Linked DNA regions of Homo sapiens: region 1 is linked to region 2. A link is an interaction called in ENCODE POLR2A ChIA-PET data of the cell type or tissue named here. Cell type or tissue: A673. All regions are shown on one strand. Each heading gives the region's core, and the rest is flanking DNA. Links, peaks and the distances in the headings are about the cores only.

What was found. Peaks named below come from ENCODE experiments on the same cell type or tissue, not always from the same donor. Only the 100,000 strongest peaks of a DNase experiment are listed, where the experiment ranks them.
Region 1: POLR2A ChIA-PET joins it to region 2 with 5 read pairs; 3 of 35 experiments call an interaction of 5 or more read pairs at or near these places.

What each region holds. Positions count from the first base shown.
Region 1 is chr11:102,203,895-102,209,286 of GRCh38, forward strand. It overlaps YAP1 (Yes1 associated transcriptional regulator), which reads left to right. Exons shown (of 9, transcript NM_001130145.3): 5 at 1,999-2,180. Among named protein-coding and RNA genes, the nearest start is that of YAP1-DT, 96 kb to the left of the region's middle. In A673, for the core only: no CTCF peak of the experiment used is centred there; no DNase peak of the experiment used is centred there.
Region 2 is chr11:102,144,417-102,149,808 of GRCh38, forward strand. All of the region lies in intron 2 of YAP1 (Yes1 associated transcriptional regulator), which reads left to right. Among named protein-coding and RNA genes, the nearest start is that of YAP1-DT, 37 kb to the left of the region's middle. In A673, for the core only: no CTCF peak of the experiment used is centred there; no DNase peak of the experiment used is centred there; H3K27ac peaks cover 1,343 bases.

The DNA.
Region 1 (5,392 bases), core at 335-5,334, 60 kb after region 2:
CAAAAGTTAGAAAATGAAACACAGAAAAGCTGGAGGGAAAAAGAACAGAAAAAATAGAAATAAGTTAATAATGCAGTCATCTTTTATTAACAGGTAGCTGAGAAGATTGGATTGAACTAAGGCATTATTCTGAGGGAGGTTGGTCTGTAATATTCCTCTCTTTAATATCCTTGGTTCTGTCTCGGTGCTGTGCTAGCCTGATAGAAGAATTGGGCAGTCTTGAGCCAGGTATGATGCTCGCCTGCAGTCTCAGCTGCTTGAGAGACAGACAGTAGGATTGTTTGAAGCCAGGCATTTGAGACCAGCCTAGGCAACATAGTAAGACAGAAAAGGGGAAAAAAAAAAAAAAAGGTGTGCTAATGTAAAGAGAAATTAAAAGTAGGACTTCTGTTGTCTTAAATAGTTTCTGCCTCAGTGAGTAACTACTCAACTTATGTAGAAATGGCTCAGTATTTTTTCAGCGCACACTTTGTGCCAGATGCTGTGCTAGGTATTGAGGACACATAGATGACTACGATATGACCCATACTCCTGTGGCACTCAGTCTGAGGGAGCATATAAATTTGTAAGTAAAAAATTAGAATCAGGCAATAAATGTCAGTAGACAATATGGAAAAGTTCCCAGGCAATTCCTTGAGAGAAGAAAATTCTTAATGTATAGGATGGGCCCAGCCTTGTGAGGTTTTGCTCAAGTAGTCTCCAAGAAGAAATGGCATTTACCAAGCAGCCAGTCTGTTATAATGGGACACATTAAAAATCACAAGGAGTTTGCTGTGTGACTGGGAGACCATTAAGTTATAAGAGCTGTCAGTGTATGTTATTTAGGATTTTTGTAGCAAGGTTTATATGAGAGATTGGCCTGTAATTTTCCTTTCTTTTAATATCCTTGTATGGTATCAAGGTTATGCTGGCCTTATAAGTGTTGGAAAGTATTCTTTCCTTGTTATGCTCTGGAAGAGGCTGTGTAAGACTGGTATTATTTCTTCCTTGAATGACTGCAAAGCCATTGGGACCTGGGGTTTTCTTTAGTCAATGTGTACTAAACATTTAGTAGAAACAGTGACCCAAAATTTCAACTTAAGTTGAATATGTATCTGAAAAGGTTTATTATTCTTACTAACATTTTCACATAAAACTTCCCTCTGCTCACTGAGGTTAATTCACAGTTTGATCAGTGTTGTATCAGTGACAGAAATTCACTAGTATAAAAACCCAGTCCATTTCTAACCACCAAATGGTGTATTACAGCTTCAAAAAAAAATTTTTTTTTTTTTACTACCTAGGCTTTGTGCTGGGGGTTACCATGGTGTCAAATGAGACAAATCCATGTCATCCAGATACTTGTGGACTCAATTTGATATGAGCAAGCATCAGATCATTTTAATCTACTTGCTTTATTGGGATGTGTATGTGGATATATTAAGGGCTGATTATTTTGATGGGCTTTGCTGTTTGGAATGCTTTGTCTTAATTTTTGTGGATGAATTTTTAATTTATATATTTCATAAGAAGTAATGAATTTGCATCATTCACACTTCAGAAGTTATAAATAAGGTTCTCCACCTTTGTCCTTTAGTCACCCAGTTTCCCATCTCTGGAGCCAAAAGATGTTAGTTGCTTCTTAGCTATTCATCAATTTTTATATCCTCTGAATATGCAATATATTCACCCCCGCTCCCTTCCCCCACCCCGTTTTTTTTAAACACTTTCTCTTCTGCACCTTGCTTTTAATTTAGTAAGTCCTTAGAAACTGTTCCTTATTGCATGTTAAAACTACGTCTTGTTTCTTTTCTCTTATGACTTCCTTGTATCTTGTGACAACAGTAATAATAAATTAATGTAGTCATTGTGATATTGATGGATTTTTAGGTTATTTCCAGTCTTCCTGCCCAAAAAAGTTACATCGAATATCCCAAATTGCTTTTGAATAATTAAATCATCATTTTATCTTCCTTCACTAGTTTTTTAGGACAGATTTTTTTTTTCTTTTCATTTCAGCCATGAACCAGAGAATCAGTCAGAGTGCTCCAGTGAAACAGCCACCACCCCTGGCTCCCCAGAGCCCACAGGGAGGCGTCATGGGTGGCAGCAACTCCAACCAGCAGCAACAGATGCGACTGCAGCAACTGCAGATGGAGAAGGAGAGGCTGCGGCTGAAACAGCAAGAACTGCTTCGGCAGGTGAGGCCACAGGTTAGAAACCAGCCTTCCACTTTTGGGGGTTTGTTTTCTTAAAGTTGGGCAGATTTCATTTTAACATTTATTAGTTACAGAGGAATGTTGTCTTTGTAAAACTGAGTGACACAGAAGCATTCTATCCAGCCCTGTCCTTGTCTTAGTTTTGTGACTGTGAATGGCCTTTGATCAAGTTACAAGGGATGTGACTTGGAAACCTGTATCATGAAGAGCTGTTTTGGTCATGGTCATTGCAATTGAGCAAAAATTGAAGGAAGCAAGGATGCTTTCTCTAATGTACATGGAATTGTGGATTGCTGTTTTTCTGAGGATTTCACTAAAGGGGAAATTCTAGAACATCACTCAGGAGAAAACATCCTTTATTAATAACTTACGTGGCGGGATACACCAATATGACATTTCTCAAATGACAAATATACTTCGGTATTACCGAATCTAAGAATTTTCATTGAAAACAAAATAAATGTTACCTTTGGCCAGGTGCGGTGGCTCATGCCTGTAATCCCAGCACTTTGGGAGGCCAGGGTGGGCAGATCACTTGAGGCCAGTTCAAGACAAGCCTGGCCAACTTAGCGAAACCCCATCTCTACTAAAAATAAAAAAATTAGCCAAGCGTGGTGGCACACACCTGTAATCTCAACTTCTCAGGAGGCTGAGGCACAAGAATCACTTGAGCTTCGGAGGCAGAGGTTCGGTGAGCCAAGATTGTGCCACCGCACTCAAGCCTGGGTGACAGAGTGAGATTCTGTCTCAAAAACAAAAAGTTATCTTCAAGTTTAGAAGATGCCAGTGTGCTTTAAAATTACCTGCTTATGGATGTTTTTTTATTTTGGGGAAAGTAGGACATAGTAGAGAGCTTTGAAGCCCTTTAATCACCAATTCCATCAGCTTTCTTCCAGAAGGTACTGTTGGTTTTTATGTTCCTAATATATATAATTAATCTCAACATTAATTTTTACTTTATCTTATTTCAGAGTGGTTAAATCTACTAAGTTCAGATATTGGAGATAAGGTCTTTTGTTAAGTAGCGTAGATATTTTTAAATTTCCATATAAAATTTTTTTGAATAGATAATAGAAAAATGGTATACTAGTGATAGATGTACAGAGGTGAAAGTACACTCAAAATAAGATCTTTTCCCTGTTTTTCTAGTTCTCTCCTATGGGGCCTAAATAACTATGAGTTTCTTAGGTTTTTTGTTTTTTGTTAATTTTTCCAGAGATACTCTGTTTACATACATAAAATACATGTATCTGTGCCATTTTTTCCCTAGCTAAATCACAGCATGCTAAGTATAGACATTTAAAAATCGTCATACTCGGCCAGGCATGGTGGCTCATGCCTCTAATCCCAACACTTTGGGAGGCCGAGGCAGGAGGTTTGCTTGAGCCCAGGAGTTCGAAACCAGCCTGGGCAACATGGCGAGACTCTGTCTCTTAAAAAAAAAAAAAGCTCTACATTTCTGTTACCAGGAAGGAGGCACCTAAAGGTCTGTTTTTTGTTTTTTGGGTTTTTTTTAGGGCTGTATTTTAAAAGTATCTCTTGAGTGTCAGTGAAAATATGTGAACTCAGTACTACCTGAACTCTGATTTGGGGTTTGAGGAATTGGTACTTCAGGAGTTAAATTAAGCCATGGCATCTGAGACAGGCTCACGTTGAAACTGTGCTTTGTCGGTAATCTGTCCATACAATTCTAGTGTGATTGGCATCAAAGGTAAACCCTGATAGAAGGAGTAAGACAGTATGTGCCAACATACGATGTCAGGAACTTGTTGGGGCTCAGAAAATGATACTCCAAAATATGGTTCTTTGACAAACTAAGGAAGCAGCCTCAAGTTCTATGCCAAAGCACAGGATGAGGCTGTTCCTTGAAGTTCCTTTATCTGCCTAGAAACCAGACCCACCAAAAGGAATACAATTGCCTTTGATCCCCTCCTCAAAATTTCATTAACCAGAGAAGCCTGAAACTTGTATGACAGAGGAAAAGACTAAAAATTAAATATCACACCTAGAGAGCTCAGAGGAACTTTGCCCAGACTATTGTCTGTTCTCAGATCCCATTCAGTTTCCAAAGAGAATTATTTACTAACCATTGTCTGTGTACTGGGCCCATTCATTCTTCCTAAAAATCATTTACTGCCCTTCAAAATGGCGTCATTTCCCTCATGTCCCCTTCCCCTGTGAAGAAGGGTATTATATAGTATCTGGAACTCACTTGGTTATTGGGTAATAATTGTCTTGCAATTTCCCCCATGCTTATGCACCTTAAATAAATTTGTTTGCCATTTTCTCCTGTTAATTTGTCTATTATCAGTTCATTTTCAGCGAACCTTTAGAGGGTAGAGGGGAAGTTTTCCTTTTGGCCCCTATAAAGTGATCTTGAAAGAAATGTTTCTTTATCTGACATAAAAAAGGATGGAGAAAGGAAGCATTATTGTACCTCTGACTTTCTAACAAATTACCATAAAGGAAGAATATTTTTCGTCTACTATTGTTAGAACACCTTAGAACCATCAAAAATATAATTACATGGCTAATAGAAAAAAAAAGAGCAGTTTTAAAATATGTTTTATGTAACCTATTTTCATTGTTTTTCATTTTGTTGTTGCCGAGTAGTAGTTGTTCTAAGTAAATACAGGTCTCAATTTCACTATGAATAAAAACTGTCAAAATCAAGAAACTAAAAAAAAAGTTCTTTAATTACTAATGTCAAAACCATACTGTTTTTAAGATAATTTGTAAAGTCTAGAAATGGGGCCATTCGCCATTTTGTTTTATGCCATAGATCATCCTGGGGTTTTTTGGTGGGCAAATGCTGCTATTTGTAAAACTCTTCCTTCCAAAGATTTTCCTAAATCTTTATTCTCAAACTTACTCTGGGTGATGGGTCCTGGACAGAATAGCTTCACTTCCTTTAAAGGTAACTTCTTTGTTTCATCTTTACTGCCTACTGTGTCGTCTTTTCTTATGTTGAAGTTGACAGACCTGCTCTATTCTCATACTAATAGACTATTTTTAGATTTTTTTAAAGTAATCACAATAAATTCAGTATATCTTAAGTCTTTTGGCTTCCTGTGAACTTCTTCCCTTGACAGTTTATCTTAGCACTGAAACATCAAATATATTGTATCTGCTTTATCTAATACTCAGAAACAAAGAACCTACGTGACCAATATCAAATTTTATTTTTTAGTTCT
Region 2 (5,392 bases), core at 265-5,264:
AAAGTAAGTCACCTGTTGTATGAATTTGTAATGTGGCTTATTGATTTTTCTAGGATGCATATTTTTAAAGAGCAGAATAAGCTTCTGCTTTCAGGAATTCAGCCTAGTATTTCAAATGAGAGCTCATGTATTGCAACATTATTTATCTATTTTTGTAAAGGGCTGTTAATCACTTGGTGCCACCCTGTCTGAGTTGTGTGCTTGTAGATTGTTCACATGAAATCACTTGATATGGCATCTCATTTCTGCAAGAATTTTTTCTGTATTTTTAGCCCACCAGCCTAGCATGAAGTTAAATTATTTAATAGAAATATTTAGAGACCAGAAGCTTACTTTTAATTTTGCGAATGTTGCCTTACCCTTTTTGGAATAGGTTACTGTTTAAAAACGTGTCGATGTAGTTATGCAATATAATTCATTTATCCTACCTTTGGCCAAAACACACACACACACACACACACATACACACACTCATGCTCACACACTCATGCTCACACACACTTATTCTGTCTCTCTCTCTCCTTCTCCTTCCCTCCCTCTCAGCTATTTCTGAGCACAGAGTCTTTTGTTTAAAAGAGGGATTAGTATGTCAAATTTGTTTCTATATTGTATTTCTGGGTTTGAAGTTTTACTGGATACTTGGTTTTTGGTAAGGCTGTCATTTAATGCCTCTTGAATTATTCTGCAGGAGTATTAGCAAGAGTTGTAAACCGGAGTTCATATGTGAAATGTGAGACTGTGACCTCTTGATCCAGAGGCCAGGACTGTTGCCAACTGAACCAAACCCTTCCTTTTCCTAAGAATAGAAGTGCTCTGCCTAATGATTGGAGTTCAGCTCAGTGTTTTTGGTGTTCTCCAGTAATTGGTTAGAATCTCACCAATTGTGTTTTGAGTGGCCAAGCAAGTATTTCTTTGTAGGGATAAAGAGAGGTACAATGTGAATAATTTCTTTAAAGAGTTCATGAAGGAATTCTGGTATATCAGAAATACCACTGATATGTATGACCTGCCTCTGCTCCTGCCCCATAGAAGTTGCTATCAAATGTGGAAAGACACTGTGGAAAGAAGTGTCCATTTTTAATGTTAAATGTAACCAATTTGATAAGAAACCTATAATAATTGTATCATCTAGGTCTCTAATACTTGAAAACTTAAGTTCTATAAATTATAAATATTGAACTGAGAAAAAAATTGAAGGTAAAAGACGTTATTAGGACAAAGAATTAGGTTATTTGTGAGGCAGTAAATGTAAAATGTTGACTGTATTTTATAACCTATTAGTTTGAACTGTTCAAAATCAGAACATAGTGAGCTTCACAAGTTTTCATCTTATGGACAGGATTAATAATACTTCATAAATTCACTATTCCCATTCTCAGATCCAAGATGCCTTATATATATTTCTACTTTCCTTACTCCTTTGCTCACTCATTTTGCTCATTGGACTTTCCAGTATTTGCAGTGTTTTGATTCCTGACTGTCTTGAAGTCTTTCAGGACAAAAGTGGCTATGAAGCTGCTGTCTGCCAGAGAGACTAAAAGAGAAGCCCTCTTCTTTGACCCAGATAGTAAAGATAGATCATTTGATCAAAATTCAGTTAGGTCAAGTTAGTTAAGTCAGAATGTCAAGGAATCAGTTTAGTTAGTTAAGTTAGTTAAATTACATATAAGTAATGTACTTGGACAAGTCATAGAACGATGACCTACAGATTAAGGTCCATAGCCTGGCCCCATATCACCTTTCTAGCCTCATCTCTCCCTCCCTCTTTTTTAATTAATAAAAGACAAATAGAGACAGGGTCTCACTATGTTGGCTAGGTTAGTCTTGAACTCTTGGCCCCAAGCAATCCTCACACCTAGACCTCCCAAAGTGCGAGGGTTACAGGCGTGAGCCACCACACCCGGCCTCTAGCCTCATCTGCATCTGCCATCTCTCCTCCTCACTCCTCTCTCCTGCCTGTGAGACACCACCAATTGGATGTACTGAAGAGATGCACCTCTTTTACATGTTGTATATTCATGCATGCATTGGTAGCATTGTAAATGCTCTTTACTACTTCAGCTACTTACCCTGAGAAGGTCTTACACACCCCTCATTTTTACTTTATCGTTTAAGGCTCTCAGATCTAACTCAAATGTGTCACCATCTTTTTCCTGTAGCTCGTACTAATAACATTTGAACCCCTCCCTTATCCCAACTTCTGTAGCATTACTTTACTCATTTTTATTCCTATAGCATTTCCTCAACTCTAATATGTCTATTTTTTACATTTTAACCTCTGAAATTAGGGTACTTCTTACAATTCATGGGATCTTAGTTTTGATTAAACAAGGTACTTCCATTCTGGTGGAGAATTGAGATTCTGTGCTTGCCTTGCTTCTGGAACTTTCATTCTTGGGTCCATATCTCTAATTCCTCTTCCAGCACGACAACTAATAATTTGTGCTCAAATGTTGCTAAATGGAATTAAAATACTGTGTCTGGCTTTTACTATATTCAGGGGAATTTCAAGGGCATGATTTGTTCTGAAATCTATCAATAATAACAATAATGATTAGCATTTAGAGAGTCTTTATTTTGTGCTAGGCACTGCTTTAATTCCTTTATCTGGAGTAACTCAGTGAGTCTTCACAGTAACTCTGTTATCTCTATTTTATTTTTGAGAAAGCTAGGGTACAGTTCAGCCAAAATCGTAGAACTAATAAGTGGCACACTTAGGATTCTAGCTCTGTTAATCTGGCACCAAAGTCCACGTAACCACTGTTATATACTAAAATGTATTTGAATGTTTATTTAACCAGCTCTGCGCTTTGTGCTTTAGCTGCATTTTTTAATGTAATCCTCATTATAGCCACATGAGGATTTATAGTGTAGTATGCCAGAACACTCCAGTAGTCATCTTTAGATGTAAATTCTAGTCTCTATTCTGATACTATGAAGAGATAAACATATTATAGTAAATTTCTACATGTACATGCGGGAGTTTGAGGGCTAATAAGATGATCTTTCTAGTCTTTTCTACCTTTTGAAATCATTAAATTTAATTGCTGAAATAAATCCAGACTCTGGTGGAAATGAACTAACATTGAGCACCTTTTATGCTTAAGGCAGGTGCGCATTATCCCTATTTACAGATGAGGAAAAGAAGTTCAAAGATGAAATAATATGACCAACTTATTGAACAAGAAGTACAGGCAGAATCTGTTTCAGCATTGAATCTCCACCCCTGAGGATGGCTTCTACACAGGCAGAGCCTCTGTGATATTATTTTTATTTTTGGGGTTTTTAGGAAATCTTTTTTCTCCACCATTTTTTTATTTCACCATTAAGTTATCTTAAAACCAGGTCATTAGCTGTCTTTTGCTTACGTATTTTAGTTATTTTCAACAGCTTTTACTAAACATTTCGTAACCATGTACATATTACTTAATATTAACCACACCATTTCTCTGTCATCTATACCACAGGCTTTAAAAACTGGCATATTAGAGATATTAGAATGATAGTCATGTGAAAGGAGAAGAAAATGTCTACTATGTAGATTTTAGAAATTATTGGAGTATATTGTGGAAGTTAAAGTTATAGAAAGGATTTTGAAAGCATCTTTGAATTTTCTAGCATTGTGTTAGCTTTATGACTATCCTTGGTTATTTAGAATAATTAACACAGAGTAGTCTATATTAGACACTTAAGAATTTTGAATGCTTTTACTCTGTTTTAAAATTCTAGCCAGTTTCATAACATGAAATTAATAGAGCATGCTTAAAATTGGGAAACTTTGGTGTTTCTTAGTTGACTTGTAAGAGATTGCAGCTTTGATCTCTAAGCTGCAAGTAAACATCTGACTTGTCTATAAACACATGGTTTCAAGGCTTTGGGGGAGCCTAAGAAGATCATTGGTTTGAAAGCTGAAATAAGTGTACATTTATGACACTTGTGTTTCTGCAAAAAGAGAAGCTTTGGATTAAGTTTATCTGAGAAATGTTGTGTGATAGACAAGAACTGAAAAAAACAAGAGCTATGACAAAGACTTAGGTGGTTTAGTGGTGGTTCACTCAGTTCAATAAATCCCGTGTACTTAACGTGTGCTACACACTGATGGTTTTTGGATGGCATTAATGTGCCTAGTTTAAGGATTCCATGAGAGTTCATGATACTCAGTATTGGTGTCAACTTGGGGGTAACCATACAGCACTAGAATCATTATAAAGTATTTATTCAATATATTTTTAAGATATTATTTCTCTTACTGTTCTCTGGACAAGACATCAGTATCTGAAATGCCTTTCCTCACCTTCTGTCTGTTCTTGGTCATTATATCAATCTACTTTTAAGAACATATACAAATTATGCTTTTTATTGCACATGTAGAGATTTAATATAGGAGGAAATGTTTGAAAGTATATAAAAGCCAAAAGAACAAATAAATGATCTCATAACCGATTGATAACTTATTGGCTGTATATTTTCAGACTGTTTAACTATAATCTTTTAATATTGCCAAACAGTTCTCTAGTACAGTTATAACTATTTGTTGTTCCACTAGCTGCAAATGATAGATAGAGCCTATTAAAATATTACTTTTTTACTGCTTTGTGTGGTATTCTGATATCTTTTACCTCTTCATGTGTTGCTATGTAGTTTTTGTTGGTTACAGTTTGAAATATGAGTTCCTTTTGCTTATTAAAGTGACATTTCTGGGCAAAACACCATACTGGAGGATTTGGAGGAAATCTTGAAATTGTTCCTAAAGGCAACAAATTGAAGATATATTAATGCTATGTAACCTGAGCACATTTAGATAGGAGATCACCAGCCATTGGAGTCAATCTGCAACTTCCTGAACAGGCATGTTTTGGAGCCAGGCTTTGAAGAAGCTGTAGGATAAGAGAAGGAAGAGACATGGTTTGTACAGGGAGATGGAATAAGATGGGTATGATATGTATGCTGGATTAGAAATTGATAGGATACCTTCAAGAGAGAAAAGAAGCTAGTGAGATAAAGGGTTCAAAATGAATGTTAAGCCAGGAGATGGATGAAAGAGGAAGGCAGATTTATTGTCAAGGGAGGGGAAAGACTAACATCAGTTATGTTTAAGGGAAGCTGGCCTAGCAATTTACATGGAAGTGGCTTGTGATACAGGGAGTATAGTTTAAGTCTTTTAAGGTATATGTGAAATGATTGGCCAAACTTGTTATTGCTGAGTATAGAAAGTAAAAACAGAAATGGTATGTAAATAACTTAATATTGCTTTTGTGATCATGGAAAAGTAGGAAGGATTTGTTTGGGAAAGGAACGATGAATACCTTTGTTTTCAGTTACATAAAAGATTAAATTAATTTTCCTCCTCTTTCTTGTTCTGTTGCAACTTTGGACTCCAGTTGGAGACTGG